Linked DNA regions of Homo sapiens: region 2 is linked to region 1. A link is a loop called in an ENCODE intact Hi-C map of the cell type or tissue named here. Cell type or tissue: gastrocnemius medialis. All regions are shown on one strand. Links, peaks and the distances in the headings refer to the core of each region. The heading gives the core; the rest is flanking DNA.

Evidence for each region. Peaks named below come from ENCODE experiments on the same cell type or tissue, not always from the same donor. Only the 100,000 strongest peaks of a DNase experiment are listed, where the experiment ranks them.
Region 2: it touches region 1 in a loop (9-fold over the local background); 8 of 110 quality-filtered maps call a loop at or near these places.

Annotation. Positions count from the first base shown.
Region 1 is chr20:13,990,956-13,999,300 of GRCh38, reverse strand. MACROD2 (mono-ADP ribosylhydrolase 2) reads right to left here and starts at 3,785. Exons shown (of 18, transcript NM_001351661.2): 1 at 3,492-3,785. The coding sequence starts at 3,537. It also overlaps a transcript of SEL1L2 not described here. In gastrocnemius medialis, for the core only: no CTCF peak of the experiment used is centred there; a DNase peak (open chromatin) is centred at 3,920; H3K4me3 peaks cover 2,305 bases; H3K27ac peaks cover 1,634 bases.
Region 2 is chr20:14,050,717-14,059,061 of GRCh38, reverse strand. All of the region lies in intron 2 of MACROD2 (mono-ADP ribosylhydrolase 2), which reads right to left. Among named protein-coding and RNA genes, the nearest start is that of MACROD2, 59 kb to the right of the region's middle. In gastrocnemius medialis, for the core only: a CTCF peak has its summit at 3,740 (motif pointing right); no DNase peak of the experiment used is centred there.

The DNA.
Region 1 (8,345 bases), core at 275-8,274:
CAGCAACTCCAAGTTCACGTGAAGCCCTATGAAAGAAAAGTGACTCTAAGGTGGAAGAGATCCGAGCACTGTTACAGGCAATGGAGAGGAACCTGAAGACACCAAGAAATTAAACATACCCAAGAAAGAATACATGATGGTGCAAGAACTCAAAGAAGATATGGGATAAAGAGCACAGCAGAAAGATTCATCTTACACACAAGGAAGAAAAGTCCTTCCTCTAAGATAGAACAAAGTCAAAAGGACATGTAAAGGAACAGACCAATGAGACTATGCAAGAGGATGTTAGGGCTGTTCATATTACATGGCATTTATTTTCTCTGTGAATTTTTTTTTTTTTTTTTTTGAGACGGAGTCTTGCTCTGTCATTCAGGCTGTAGTGCAGTGGCGCGATCTTAGCTCACTCCAACCTCTCCCACCTGGATTCAAGCGTTTCTCCTGCCTCAGCCTCCCGAGTAGCTGGGATTACAGGCGTGTGCCACCACGACCGGCTAATTTTTTGTATTTTTAGTAAAGACGGGGTTTCACCGTGTTCCCCAGGATGGTCTCAATCTCCTGACCTCATGATCCACCCGCCTCAGCCTCCCAAAGTGCTGGGATTACAGGTGTGAGCCACCGCGCCTAGCCCTTCTCTGTGAATTAAAAAGGCAATGTCATCTCTTTAGTATGGGGGATAGGGTCTTGAGAGAACAGGAAACTTGAAGGGAATGGTAAATTTAGAATTATCACATAAAGGCAGAAAAGGGAGATGATTAGCAGTATGCCAAAGCAGTGCTAAAAAAGCTCAGATCACAAATAAAAAATTATTACAATATTACTGAGCAGGTTAAAAGACATTATGAAGCAACTGACAGTTTTTGTGAATGTCAAAAGGTACATACAGAAATGCAACCTGGCCTCTGTTGTTCCAGTTATTTAAAAGTTGAAGTGTGAACACTTAAAAACGAGATCAATTTAAAACAAAACAATGAAATAAGTTGCAATACTTGAAAATGCACATTAGTGGTTCTGAATTAGGACTCAAAATACTAGATCAAACATGTTTATTTAAACATATGTGGTCTTCAGAACTCCTTAATTACTTGTTTAAACAATGAAACATACTGGAGGCCACAAATATATATGCATTTTCTTTGTCATTTCATAAAACTTTTATTTAAAGAATGCTTCACCTTTACAATGAGTCCTTTCTCTGTGAACCAAGCAATTAAGTAGGCAGACCTATTTATTAAATGGTATACTGAGTTAAAAATATGTTTATAGAATGCCTTGACATTTCAATGAGGTAGGTAAGCCTTCCTTTAGCTTTAAAGGACAGCTGCAAAAATACTATACCATCAGCTTCCCAGTGGGCTGAAAGGAAAAAGGTCATGCATCCCATCAGCTTCTCTAATACTAACTATGGTACTAGAAATCCTTAGCTCTTCCTTGGGGGTATAATATATATTTTATATTTAAATATTCCAAACATAGACATCCTGAAAAAAAGAAACACTGAGATATGCATTAAAGTCTTCGTATCGCAGTAACGTTTTCCTTTAACATTAAACTTCATGCAAAAATAACTTAGTTTTGGATAATTACTTGTTAATTGCCTTATTTAATGGTGCATTTGCTTCCTTAGGAAAAAAAATTGGTTATATATTCTCCATTATTAGAAGAAAAGAAATCAAGACATTAAAAAAGATTCTAAAATGCCTGCTGGTCACAGTCCAACTGTGTAGATGTTAAATGAAGGAAACATTATAACGTTATTACTTGAGGAACACTGTTTTTCTATTATGACAGAAAAATAGTTCTTAAGTACTCACTATAATTTCATCAATGATTCATGTTACTGAAAACAATGTCTATGTCTTCCACTGTTTTGCCCTCATTATCATCAATTATACAAAGCGAACATTTCAGCATCATCAATAAACATGGGCATAAATGATTTTTCAGTGCTCACAAGGCAAATCCTTGTTGAAAGTGTGTTGAAACTAAAGTAACTACTACTGAAAAAAACAAAGCAAAATTATTTTACACTACTTTATCTATCAGGCTATTACTCTCGACAGCATTTGATTTATAACACCAGAAGTGTTAGCTCTCTATAAACCCATAATTATTAAAACATAATTAAATGACTAAACTTTCAACATTTTTAAAGATCATTTTAATTGTGTTGTTCGGTTCTATTATTAAATCTTCCTGCAGTAAATTTGAAAAAAAAAATTCCCTCCTCACGCCTTTGTTCGTGCATTGTGGAAGCCGATCCTATATAGTGGATTCTTTTTCCACATTAATTCCCTTTCTTACCTCCACTGTTTTGCCTTCGTGTTCATAAAGGCCGGGACTTGCAATAAAAATCTACAGGTTTTAACGAACTATTAACAAGGAAATCAACTTGATACCTAGTCACCCCTATATCCTTTTGTAAAGATGAGGTACCAGGAGAAATGCGCACTACCCTCAATAGACCTCACCCTTGCTATACAGGTTTTAGTTTATTTTAGCAATAGGAGTGCAAGAAGTTTTTGCTACATTTCTGTAAATAGCTAAAGAATGAAAAGGAAAGAGGTGTGAAAAGGAGGGTGAAAAACGCCAGAGACACTCAAGTTAGAATATTACCAAACTGTGATGGGATAAGCGGGAGATCTTGGTGGGAGACGCTGGATCGTACACTTGTGTTTCTTAAAGAATCAGTGCCACTGTCAATCTAGCTGATTTAGATAAACCTTATACGCACAAAATTCAGAGATGGGTTCATACAGAGTGACATTAGTCACAAAATCTTACTCTGAGCAACTTCAGCCCATGAATGGGGATGGAATACAGAGAAACACACTGTTGGGAGAACAGCCCATTCAGACTTCTCTGAAGGCACTTATCCTCACGGACAACACGCTCGTTTTAGGGCTCCCCTAGAGTTCCAGGTTTCAAAAGTCACGCTGCGGCAGCGAAGGAAGGAAACCTAGACAAGGGGTAAACACCCGATGGTGGGTACGCTTTGCCATTCGGGGGCTGGGGGGACAGGGGCGAGAAGGAAAGAAATGAGGGTGCACGGAGCGCGGAGGCACAGCGGCAGCTGCAGCCTGAGCGCCCGCCGACGGGCACCTGTCCGCGGGACACCCAGGCCGGCAGTGCCCAAGTCCCAGCTGCGGTGCAGAGGAACTTGTGCCGCGCCCGGGGCTGCCGCCTGGGGGTCCCCGCCGCAAGCGAGGCGAACGCAGCACCGCCTCGGGAGAAGGTGACGGGGTGCCGAGGGCAACAGAGAGGGGCGTGCGCCCACACGTGCGCGAGCTGCAGGTGCCCAGGGGCGGCGCGTGCACGCCGGAGTGCGCGCGAGTGTGCGCGTGTGTACACACGGACACCGGAGGGAGGCGGCACCGGCCGGGAGGGCGCGAGGCGGGAGCTCGGGCGGAGGGCGCCGCGGCACACACAGCCTGACCCCCGCCCCCACCCTAACCCCCACCGCCCGCACCCCCAGGACTCGACGGGCCGGTTACCTTTCTCCTCTCTCCACACCTTTTTCTTCTTGTTGCTGGGGTACATGTTGCCGTGGGGGTGGCTGGCTTTAAGCTGCAAGTTCCCCAGGCTCACGGGCAAACAGGGTGTGTGTGGAGTGGGAGGGGTGGGAGGGGGCACTCAGCAGGGAAAAAGTGAAAGAGGCTCTGCGTCCTGCGCTGCTCGCCGCTCGCCGCTCTCCAGTCGCCGCCCTCCTCCCTCAGCCCGCGCTCGGCTCCGGCTCCCACCCGCCTCAGCCCCGCGGACGCCGCCACAGCAGCACCTCAGAGCCTGTCAACTAGGTCACGCCTCGCGCTAACCTAACACCCGCGCAGGCACCGCCTACCAGCCGCTAGGCAGCGCCGCCTCCCATTGGCTGCACTGCCCGCCGCTCTCCGTGTTCTAGCCACGGCGCGCCCCAACTTGGGCCCCAGGGCGCACGCGCAGGCGCAGGCTCGGGCTCGACGCCGACGACGCTAGGGAGCTGGAGGGGGCGGAGCCAGGGAGCGAGGGGGCGGAGCCAGGGAGCGAGGGGGCTGGAGCTGTCCTCGAGACGTGGGCGCGGCGTGAAGCCGACGCCTAGTGGGAGAGGGAGGTGGACCGCGCTTACCGCTGGCCTCTTGGAAGACTTGAGGGCGTGGCCTGTAGAGCCAGGTGCGCCAAGTGACAGGCGAGCTAGCGGAAAGCCGCCTCAGGGACTTGGAGGATGTAGAAGTGGGAGGAGACCGAGGGTCAACACGAATTGTCCGTGCTCACTCCAACTGCCCTGTTGAGGAGGATTTTCACCAGGTAATCTGATGCTTTCCTCTGGGTGGGCAACTAAAAAAGACCAAAAGAAATGAAAGTATTGGCAAATGGTTCCACATCGTATGCAGTTGGCTCCTCAAACCTGTAGTGAAAATTACAAATTTCATTGGAATTTGGTGAAGTTTAGAAAGAACAAATGTAGACTGCGATACTCAAGACGGTTTTAAGAACCAAGAAGTTGCGGACAACCAAAATGTTATATTGAAAACACGTCTTACGTCAAAACAAATCCAGATGCCTGTTAACCAGAGCCGAGTGGTCTTACTTTATTCTACCAATTGCTTAATGTTAAGACGCAGGTCCAAAAAGCTGGCTTGATTCTGGATAATACTCACCTGGCGGGTTCTGAAAATCCAGTTTCACTAAAGTCCGCCACATGAGTAGGGTGACCTATAATTTAGAAGTTTGGTACCCTCCCCCCAAATTTGTTGTGTTTCTATATATCAGATCATCTTCAAGGCTAATTGAGTGGATGTTGTAAATCCACATTTATTTGGCAGTTTGGGTACTTGTTATATATATTGGGCAAATAATTATTTGGAACACATTTTTAAAAAATAATAGAAGAGAAAAGGAAGAAAGGGGGGAGGCCCCAAAAAGAATTGTAAAGAATGGAATATTTTTAGTAGTAGGACACTCTCATAAGGATGATTCACAACATGGTAAGGTAATTTTTGTTTTGTCTTTTTTTTTTTTTTTTTTTTTTTTTGAGGCAGAGTTTCACTCTTGTCCCCCAGCTGGAGGGCAATGGCTCCATCTCAGCTCACTGCAACCTCTTTCTGCCAGGTTCAAGCAATTCTCCTGCCTCAGCCTCTGGAGTAGCTGAGATTACAGGCATGCGCCACCATGCCTGGCTAATTTTGTATTTTTTTAGTAAACATGGGTTTTCACCGTGTTGGCCAGGCTGGTCTTGACCTCCTGACCTCAAGTGATCCCAAAGTGCTGGGATTACAGGCGTGAGCCACCGTGCCCAGCCTGTTTTTCTTTTAATGCTGTGAAATACGAAAAAAAATAGATTTGGGATAAATAAAGAAGGCTTCAAGAAGGAAGTGACATTTGAGCTAGTAATAAAAATATGTACTTATTTATTGGCACTAGAAATAGAAAGAGGTCTTTGATTAGAGACATTACCAGGGAAGAATAAATAAAACCTGATAATGCAATAGATTTTGAAAGAAAGGTGAGGAAGAAAAGAAAAACATTTCATAGGATGGGTAAGGGGGCAAAATAGCAATGCTAATATTAAGCAATATGGGAACAGTTGCAGATTTTGTAGAAAAGATATTGACTTCTTATGTAGAAATGTGAAAGGTAAGACAAGTACATCATACTAGACACCTTCCCTTCAACAGAGAAGCTGTTTGCACTCCAGCCTCCAGCCAGTCCTTCCACATGTGCTTTCTTAGGAACATTACACTATTGATTATCTTTTCTTTCATGTCAGCTCAAAGAACTGGAACTTTTATTGTGTGAAAGCACATTAAAAGTATGTAGAGGGCATTTGTTCCAGCATTTAGTATTAATCACTCTGACAAAATACCATTATCATTCAAAACTGTTAAATATTTAACATCCCTAAAGTACTTGAAATGTGCCGTGTACCAAACTGAACTCATGCTCCTTCTCCCAGTTTTCCCCATCTCTTCGAATGGCTCCATTACCCGTTTAGTTGAAAAATCTGGAAACCTAAGCACCATCCCTGGTACCTCTTATAACTTCACTCTCATATCAAATCGGTTGCTATACCTACGCAATTTTATTGAGCGGTCTGTATAAGTCTGGAATCACTACTTTCCAACAGCATTGCAGTAAACTTAGTCTGAATTTAGCTGGACTATTGCAAAGACTTCCTAAGTGGCCTTCATGCCCACTGTTGCCCCTCTTCTGTCCATTGTCTAGACTGCATCTAGTGATACCTTGTCAGAAGTGATCACGTCTTCTCACTTCTGTAAGTCATTCAATGACTTTCTGGTGGTCTTTACTATGGACTGACTTACGTGCACCCAAAATTCATATGTTGAAGCCCTAATCTCCAATGTGACTAAATGTGGAGATTAGGTCTTTACGAAGTAATTAAGTTTAAATGAGGTCATAAGGGTGAGTGAGGTTAATAGGACTGAGGCCTTATAAGAAGAGGGAGATCTCTTTCATCCTCTCCTCCCACCCCCTTTCCCTGCTATATGAGGACACAGCAAGAAGGTAGCCATCTTGCAAGCAGGAAGAAGACCCTCACCAGAACCTGGTCTCAGATTTCTAGCCATCAGAACTGAGAAAATTAATTTCTGCTGTGTAAAGTCACCCAGTCTATATTATTTTGTTGCATACAGGCTAATACAGTCTTTTTATAACAATTAAATTATTAAGAATGGAGTGACTATCACCTACTAACCCAGCCTTATTTTATACTATGCTCCATACCACCCCCATTCCCCAGTCTCTGATTCCAGCCCACAGAGCATCATTTCATGTTCTGGAACACCATATAGCCTTTTTCTTTTTTGAGACGGAGTTTCACCCTTGTTGCCCAGGCTGGAATGCAATGGCGCGATCTTGGCTCACTGCAACCTCTGCCTCCCAGGTTCAAGCAATTCTCCTGCCTCAGCCTCCCGAGTAGCTGAGATGACAGGCATCTACCACCATGCCCGGCTAATTTTTGTATTTTTAGTAGAGACGGGATTTCACCATGTTGGCCAGGCTGGTCTTGAACTCCTGACCTCAGATGACCCACCTGCCTCAGCCTCCCAAAGTACTGGGATTACAGGCATGAACCACGGCACCCAGCCCACATAGCCTCTTAACATGTTCATTGCAACACCTGGGACATGATTTGTTTAGCTGACTCACTCTCGTTCTTCATATTTCAGCTTGAACATCACTCCCTAGCAAAGCCTTCCCTGACTCTGACCCTACCTGACCTTTGTTTGCCGCTTCCCCTTATATGCCTTCATTGCTCATTGATTTTCCTATAAAGAAGTTTGGGTTTGTTGTTGTTGTTTTGAGATGGAGTCTCACTCTGTCGCTCAGGCTGCATTGCAGTGGCACAATCTCTGCTCACTGCAACCTCCACCCCTCAGGCCCCTGGCCCCAGGATTCAAGCACTTCTCATGCCTCAGCCTCCTGAGTACCTGAAACTACAGGCGCATACCACCACGTCCAGCTAATTTTTGTATTTTTAGTAGACACGGGGTTTCGCCATGGTGGTCAGCCTGGTCTCGAACTCCTGGCCTCAAGTAATCCAACTGCCTTAGGCTCCCAAAGTGCTGGGATTACAAGTGTGAGCTGCCACGCCCAGCCAACATTAAGGATCTTGAGAGAGAGAGAGATTGTTCTGGATCATGTTGGTGGGCCCTAAATGTAATCACAAGTATCTTTATAAGAGGGGCACAAAGGGAGATTAAACTACAGAAGGCAAGTGATGACTGAGCAGAGACTGAAATGATGTGGTCACAAATCAAGGAATGCTGGCAGCCACTTAGAAGCTGAAAAATTCCAGGCCAAGAATGGATTCTTCCCTGGAGCCTCCAGGAGGAGCTAGCCTTGTCTTTGATTTTAGCCCTGTAAGAATGGTTTTGGAATTCTGGTCTCTAGAACTATGAGAGAATAAATTCCTGTTGTTTTAACCCATTACGTTTGTGGTAATTTGTTATCACAGCAATGGGAAACTAATAAAAGGAATAAAACTGTAAATTCAAAACAATAAAATGTCTATTTCTAAAGTAATGACCTGGACAGACTGTAAAAGTTGGATATTTTTTGTAGGCATAATTTCTCAACTAGCTCTGTGCCTTGGATATTTTTAATATTTATATGTTTTCCCTAAATATTCATTTTGATTTCTCGTAGCTTTGAAGGTACCACTTGTGAGATGTCTGTATTATCTGAGGTATGTAAAGACATTGTTAAACAGTCTTTGTTTGCCTTTGTTCCAGTAAATCCTCAGCAGTTTCTAACTGGAAAAGAGGATAAAGATTTTCATCCAGATTGGGAACAAAGCAGACTTGGCCCATTGTTTCTTTTCCGCCATAGCCTAGAGATACCAGCTTACAGGA
Region 2 (8,345 bases), core at 201-8,200, 60 kb before region 1:
GAGAATTAAAGTTAACCCTCTACACACGTAGAAAGAAAACAGTTTGCATAACAGCAATGAAGCATGAGAAACTAAATGAATAAGCCAGCAGTTAAAATATGAATGAAAATGAATAAAACAGGCCAGACGCAGTGGCTCAAGCCTGTAATCCCAGCACTTTGGGAGGCTGAGATGGGCGGATCATGAGGTCAAGAGATCGAGACCATCCTGGCCAACATTGTGAAACCTCGTCTCTACTAAAAATACAAAAATTAGCTGGGTGTGGTGGCACATGCCTGTAGTCCCAGCTACTCAGGAGGCTGAGGCAGAAGAATTGCTTGAACCTGGGAGGCAGAGGTTGCAGTGAGCCGAGATCACGCCACTGCACTCCAGCCTGGTGACAGAGCGAGACTCTGTCTCAAAAAAAAAAAAAAAAGGTAAAAGGAAAAAAGAAAAAGAAAAAGAAAAATGAATAGAACTCCTCTAGTAAAAGTCAAAGAAAAAAGGAGTCAAAGACTCTCAATATAGGAAAAAACTCCATAAGGAAAAATTTTTTAAAAAAAGAGGGCAAAGATATAATCAACAAATGAAAATAAAAACAAAACCAAAATATAAGAGAAAAAAGTTTCATTTTTTTTTTTGTATTTTTCTAAATGTACCCTGCCATACAGAGGACAGAGAAGAGGTAGGACTGAATGTGAGAACATATAGGCAAACAATTAGCAGAGGGTATTATTCACTGACATTTTCAATAGGTAATACAATCGTGATTAAGTTTCACTGAATTTCTAGTTATTTTAATATTATTTAATAATAATATCCTCACACTAAAGCAGTATTTTTTGCTTACCGTAATTTGAGTTTTATTGAAGCATACATATATGCAGAAAAACTCACAAATCATAAATTTTACAACTCACTGAATTATCTCAAGGTCAGTATACCCATGTAACCACCACCCAAGTCAAGAAAAGGAACACTACTAATACCTAGAAGCCCAATACCACTTCCCAATCCCTATCCCTTCCTCATCCATAAAAGTAGCCACTAACCTGAGGTCTAATAACCAGTTTTGCCTGCTTTTGTATTTTATAGTTTTTAAATTCCTAGTTTTGCCTGCTTTTGAATTTTATATAGGGAATCATACACGGTAAGTATTTGTGTCTAGTTTATTTTGATCAACATCGGTTCATGTAATTTATCTTTGTTGTTGCACGGGGCCGCAATTCATGCATTTTTATTGCTGTACGCATTACTATACAGCACTGAATTAAATCTACCATAATCTGTTTACCCATTTTACTGCTGATGGCCATTTTTGTTTCCAGGTTTCGGCTAATACAAATAATGCTACTTTGAATGTTACTGTGCTTGCCTTTTAGTGGGTATCTGCATGAATTCCTATCGAAGTTGCTGGATATATGTATGTATACACATACCCACAGCTTTAGCAGGTGTTGCTAGTTTTCAGAAGTGATTTTTACAATTTATATTTTCCCACCAGCAGCAAAAAGAGAGGTGCATCGCTCTCCACTTTCTGCTAATACTTGGTACTGTCGATCTTTCTAATTTTAGCCATTCTGCTGAGTGTTAATATTATGTCTTTACAGTTTGAACTGACTGCTCAAATCTCTTTCCCATTTATTCTATTGGGTTGTCTGTCCTTTATACTGATGTAGGAGTTTACATAGTATGGATATAAGCCATCTGTCAGATATATATATTACAAGTATCTGCTGTTACTGTTTTGTTTTTCTCTTATCAGTAACTTTTGATGACAGAAATTCTTGAACTGTCAACAGTCCAGGTTATCAATCTTCCCTTTTATACCTGTGAGTTGTGTGTCCTGTTTAAGAAACATTTTCCTACTTCAAGATTATAAAGTACTGATACTTTCAGTCTGATAGAAAGATGTAAGATATTCTCTTATACTGTCCTCTAGGGGCTTATTTTACTTTTCACATTTAGATCTTCAATCAAATGTGCATGGTGGGAAGCAGGGATCAAGTTTCATTGTTTTTCCCATTTGGATATCCACATGATAAGCAATGTTTAATGAAAAGATTGAATATTTTTAATTGATGAAGAATAAAATATATTATGAAGATATCAATCACAAACTTCTAAGAATCAAATAATGTAGCAATAAAACGTTAAAAAACAATGAGAAAAATGACAAACACACAACAGTAATACAAAACTTTAATAAAATTATCATAAATACATGATAGCTGAAGCACATAAAAAAAAAAAGAGATCTGAATAAATATATAAAACTGTATACCCTTCAGAGGACTCACCTTCTTTGTCAGTGCTTGGGGCACATTTTAAATACTGATCTTATATGTATCACCAAAAAAGATTTTAATTCTCAAAAACCAGAAACTGTACATTCCTTATTCTCTGATTATATTATACTAAAAATGGAAAATAACAATTGTAAACACATACATTTCATCATTTTTAAATACCCTCTTAAGTAACTTTTAGATCAATGAGGAAATTGCAGCTACATTTTATTGAAAATCTAGAAAATAACAAAAACAGCATCTTCTATTATATGGCATTTACTCAAATCTGTAATTTAGAAGCAAATTTAGAGTAATAAAAGCTTTTGCACAAAAAGAAAAATGGAAGTACTAAGTTGTTAGAAAAACCTGGAAGACAAAAAAAACAGGTAAAATTATTTTTTCAGTTAGCAAGCAGAAGAATAAAATTCAAAGGGCCATTGCTTTAAAAAAACAATAAAATACATATATACCTCCAATCTAATTACAATCTAAAAACAGACAACACAAGACATAACATAAATGTAATGATAAAGGGGGTTTTGTCACATATGGAAGTCAAATATCATAAGAAAATTCTATACATAAGTGTTTGCTAATAATTTTTTTAAACTGAACAAAACAGACAATTCTTAAGGAAAACACAAATTATCATATTATCCAAAACCTGAGAAGACCAATAACTATAGAATAAACTGAAAAAGTCATGAAATAAATACCTCTATGAAAGGTCATGGGTAAAATCTAATTATATCATATATTACCCATTTACAATCTGCATAATCAATCAATCAACAGAAATGTCGGTAACACAGTCTGGGGTTCTTATTAAAAACTGGCATCCATTAATTCATTTACTCATTCAACAAATATATATCCAATGAGGACCCTGTGTGTACTGGCCTCTGCTAAATACCAGATACAAATATGTACAAGCCAAACATGATACCTGACCTCTAGAAGTTATAGAACACAAACAAGTAAACAGGTAATTACAACAAATTGAGATGTTATATAAGAGGAGAAGGGACAGGTTTAAAAAAAAAAAAAACAGTACTGATCCCTACTCTCAGCAATGTTGGGGAGAAGAGGGTGGAAGAGACAGCTGGTATATGTTGAATGCCTGCTCTTTGCTGTCTGTGTCAGGTGCCACAAAAAGACATTCTCATTCATTCCCAGTAAGAACTCTGGACAGGTAACTTGCCCTATGCCCAGACTGGTAAATGGACAAGTTTTAAGGATTCATAGTCAAATGTGTATATATATGTATTTTTTTTTTTTTTTTTTGCTCCTGAAACTTCTGATCTTTCCCTAATGCCATTAAAGGAGAATAAGAATAACTAATGGAAGAGCAATAAAAGAGAACACCAAACAAAGGCTGTGGCAAAGGATCAGTAGAGTCAAAAGAGAAAGACTGTAACAGGCTTACAAGTTAATTAATGCATTTTTGGAAATCGATCACTAGAGGGCGGCATTGCAAAGACTATGAATAACAAGTCACAAAAAAAAGAACCAGAGTAAAACTATAAAGAACGCCAATGTGTTTAATCCATTTGTAAGTACTTTTTAGAATGCTTAAAACATTATTTCATGTTTAAGACAAAATAAACGCATGTTTTTCTTTCTTAACCTGAAATGTGTAGAAAATATTTCCTTGGAGTTTCACAAAACAAAGACTACTGTAACATAGTAGATGAGTAAGTCCATAAATACAAAATCTAATTTTATAAACTAGCTTTGGTACAGCAGCTTCTCAGTTTGAAAATAATCATATCGACCTTTATGTTTTCTTTTGTCAACATACTAATATTAACAAAATTAACCCATATAGAACTATTTTCAGAAAGGCAGTCTATAAATAATTATATCATAGAGTCAGGAACCTGAACTTTGAGAAAGTGCCTTTAAATGAAAGGCAAAGACAGATAAATAATTCTTCTAAAATAAAATCACTGCCTGCATGTTCTCATCTCTGAGTACTTCACAATCCAGAGTTTTCTGGCCCCATTGAAATTGTTCTGGACAAATTTACCAGTGGCAATTCTTTACCAAATCTGAAGGATTCCTTGCACTTTTTATGTTTCTACACCTCTCTGTGACATCTGACACAACTGAACATTCTTCTTTAGTGAAACACTAATTTCTTGCATCCAGCATAACCCTCACCATTATACTTTTACTCTATTGGCTCCCTCCCTGGCCACTTTTAAAGTTTAAAAACTTCAAACCTTCTTAAACTTGGGGAGTTTAAAACTCAGCCCTTTTCTATCACATCTTTTCTTTAAACAAATCTTCATTACATGGAGCACTTGCCAAATCTCATTCTCCAGCCAACTTCTCATAACTGTGTGCTAGCTACCTCTGCTTATCTCTGCAGCTCCTCTTCTACCATCCAGCCTTCTACTCTAAGATGTTGCTACAGTAAATGGTCTACAACTTGCACTCAGCTGGAAACTCCCCTCTTGGAGCTCCCCCATCCACCTGCTTTTGGAATTCCTCCTCATCCTTATACATCTTGCTAAATTGTCATACACTCTACAAGTTTCCCCAGTATTCTCCAGGAATCATTCCCATCCTGGTAGCTTTCACTATTGGGTGGATCATACTAGATTCCAAATACTCATTTGGTTTTATTTCCCCACTCAATGTGGTGGGGGAGGCAGAAAAGTAAACAACCAATTACAATAAGTGCTTTAGATAATCCTGAAAGAGTACGATTACATACTAAAAAAATTAAAAACTAAATTTAAAAACCACCCACACAAACCAATTCGCAAGATGGTTTCTATATAACATAGTTACACTCTTAATTTCCAAGTATTAATTTACCGTTTAGGATCAGGGTTTATACCAACACCAAGCTCAACATTTAATAGAAAAAAATCAATATCCTTAATATTACAACATATTTACTATTTAAAAATTTTTATTTTGACATATGCACTAATATAAGGTCTGTTAAAATCTCAAGGAAAAGAGAAAATCATGATTACGCATCACAAAAAGCACAGTTATTTAAGTGTAAAAAATAAAATTTAAGTTCCATCACGCTATCTATGGGAAACAAAATTGAGAAAATTGACCACAATATGAATAGAAATCACCATACTTCATCTTGAAAAATTAGTATTTATTGACAAAAACCCACAATAGTTGGTTTTGAGCACTAAAGAATTTTAAAGTGGAAGTGAAGTACCTTACAAAGCTCTCGTGATAAACACACTGTACTTTTTAGGTTTGGGCAGATGCTATACATTTTCATTCATCCTTGGATGAAATGGAAGCAAAAGTACCTTCATTCACAGAGGACAAAGAGCAGCTCGGATTGTGAGAAGAGTTTATGACAACTGCCCACAGCAGAGACATAATTCCTAGGACTGAAGCACTAGCTGTTTTTCCACATTAAAAGAAGACCAGCGTTTTTCCATCAAGACCCACAAAATTCAATCATTCCTTAATTTACTCCCTTTTCAGTTTTCTACCTTCATTCACTCTAGGAAGGTCTCTTAGAGTTACATATACAACAAAAATACATATTTCTATCACCCTTTTTGTCTGTTTGCCTTCTCTCAAACAGTATTTCTTTTTCCTTCTTCAAAACAGACTTTTCTCAAAGGAGTCTTCAATGAGTCTTTCTTGATTCAAAATGGACTGGAAGACAAGGTGGGATAAAAGGCTCTTTTCCTAGAGCCCAAGCTAGAAAAAAAAAAAAAAAAGAAGAGGAGAAAATAATACAAAATTCTCTCTTAAGAGCAACATTACTTATTTTCACTGAAACAGAAAAGAAAAAAAAAAACTCTACTATTATATGGTTTCATTTCACTTACTTTACCTTGACCAATTTTATGCTCACTTATCTTTGTTTACTTCCACTTAACAGAGTTGTTACAGGAGTAAGTTCCAACTGCTGTAAGTTTTCAAAAACAACTTCCCCACATACTAATGCATACTTTTTATATTATCATTTAAAAAGGACAACAGAATTATGAATTATCAGCAATACAACTGAAGATAGTGTTTCTAAAACTTCAAATAAAAGAATTTCTTAGAAAACCTCTGAGAAATTCCCTGACATATGGTTTGCAAAAAAAAAAATCTGTTTGCAATTTTTTAAGCTGCAGTGAGGCTAGAGCTGTCCTGGAAGCCATTCTCTGAGCTCTTGGCACTTAAGTTTCTGGTATTCTAGAGAAAAATCAGGAACTTAAGACTTAGGGAGCTCCAGTTAATTAACTACTTAATTAAAACGCACAGCATTGTTAACATCTTCATGCCTGAGAAATAAATCAGAGTGTGAAATGGTTAAATAGCCAATTAACATAACCAAAGAAGAGATCATCAACAAGTTAGTTACAAATAAGATTTGTATTAAAAATATTCAAAATATTTAAAATTTAGTACAATTCACAGATCTAAACATTTCCCATTGGTTTCTAAGAGTTATTGATAGCTAATACTATTATGTCAGCATGCTGTGTACCTAAATGTTCCTGATGAATCATATTATCATGTAAATGAGTCTGCAATTCGAAAACTCTGATACAACTTAGTTATGAAGATGACAGAAAAGTTGTACGGGAACAGAAAAAGAAAAAAGACAGAAAGACACTAATATTCTTTCCTAATTTCTCTACCACCCTTGGAAAAGAAGGCCACTGCTCTACCCCAACACACCCATCTTCCTCTTCTCTCCCCCTCCCAACCCACTCTTCCAAGAAAGAGAACTATTTTGTCCCATAAAAACATAGCAATCAAGTAAAATATGTAAGAAGAATACCTGTAAGACTTTCTTTCCATAACTTGTTCCAGGCAAGGATCCTCAGGCACTCTTTCCCATGCCATCCTCCACCACTTCTTCAACCATGAGAGATGCATCCTGAATGATGGTGGAGGGTTCAGAAGTTTATAGTAGATGTGGCATATTGAAACCAAGGATCATATCCATCTCCTCACAAAAAGGATGGGCCTTTCAAGTGGTCCAGAATACCACTACAAACCTCTGTGATTATACTTACATGTTACTATTCTGATACTAATCAATTCCTAATCTCAACTCAAAAATACCCACCAGGATATACCTTTTGAATTTATAATTCTCTTTGTTTTTTCTCTTTACCATTCATTATTTTATTTATATGCTGACTCATTCCAAAAAAGATGATGGGTTGATACTATTATTAGTAAACCAATACCTAGAATTTAAAGATATCCTTACTTTACGTGATTCTCCCCATCTATATCATCTCTCACAAAATCTATGTGCAATAAGGAAATTATCAGTCACACCCTCACCCCCACCATACTTTGGGTAAAAGGGAAGGTTCAGAGAAGTGTGTGAAAATATACTTCTGTAAACGTCCAGGAATAATAGGGGAAGGAGACAACTGCTAAGAAGTAACAGAAAAGTACATGTTATAAAGAAAAGTATAGGTTGGAGATTATGTGTAAATTTAAATGGCTTATTTAGGTAACCACTTCTACCCTCATGTTGCTCTCCTCCCTTCCTCTCCAATGTAACTTGTAGTTCTTTCATTTTTTAAATAAAAATGTTCCTTTCAAAACAACATTATGTATTTTAAAAGAATTCCTCTCTCATTCCTCCATCCTTTCCTCAAAAGGTAACCATTATTAGTGTTTCATATCCTTTCACTCTTTCTTGTACACATTTGAACATGCATATAGATTTTAACCACAAATACCATACTATGCATACTGTTCTCACAACTTCCTTCTTCACTTAATATATCTTGACCATCTTTTCACAAGTATATTTCAATCTCACTCATCTTTTTAAATATTTATCTAATACGCCACGGCATTAGGTATTGTACTTAGTTACGTCTTTTCTCCCCTCCTCCTGTCTCCTCTGAAGACCTGGTTCCGTGCCCCATGTCACTTAAACACTTGTTCATATTTTTTATCTCCATCTTTTTATCTTTAGCTTCCAGTATGTTTCTTCAACTTTATTTCTAAATCACTGTTTCAATTTTCAGTCCTTCCTTTGATTATTCTTTAACAATCAGATTTTTCGTTTCTGAGAACTTCACCTATTGCTTCTTTCACAATGGCCTGATTTGAATT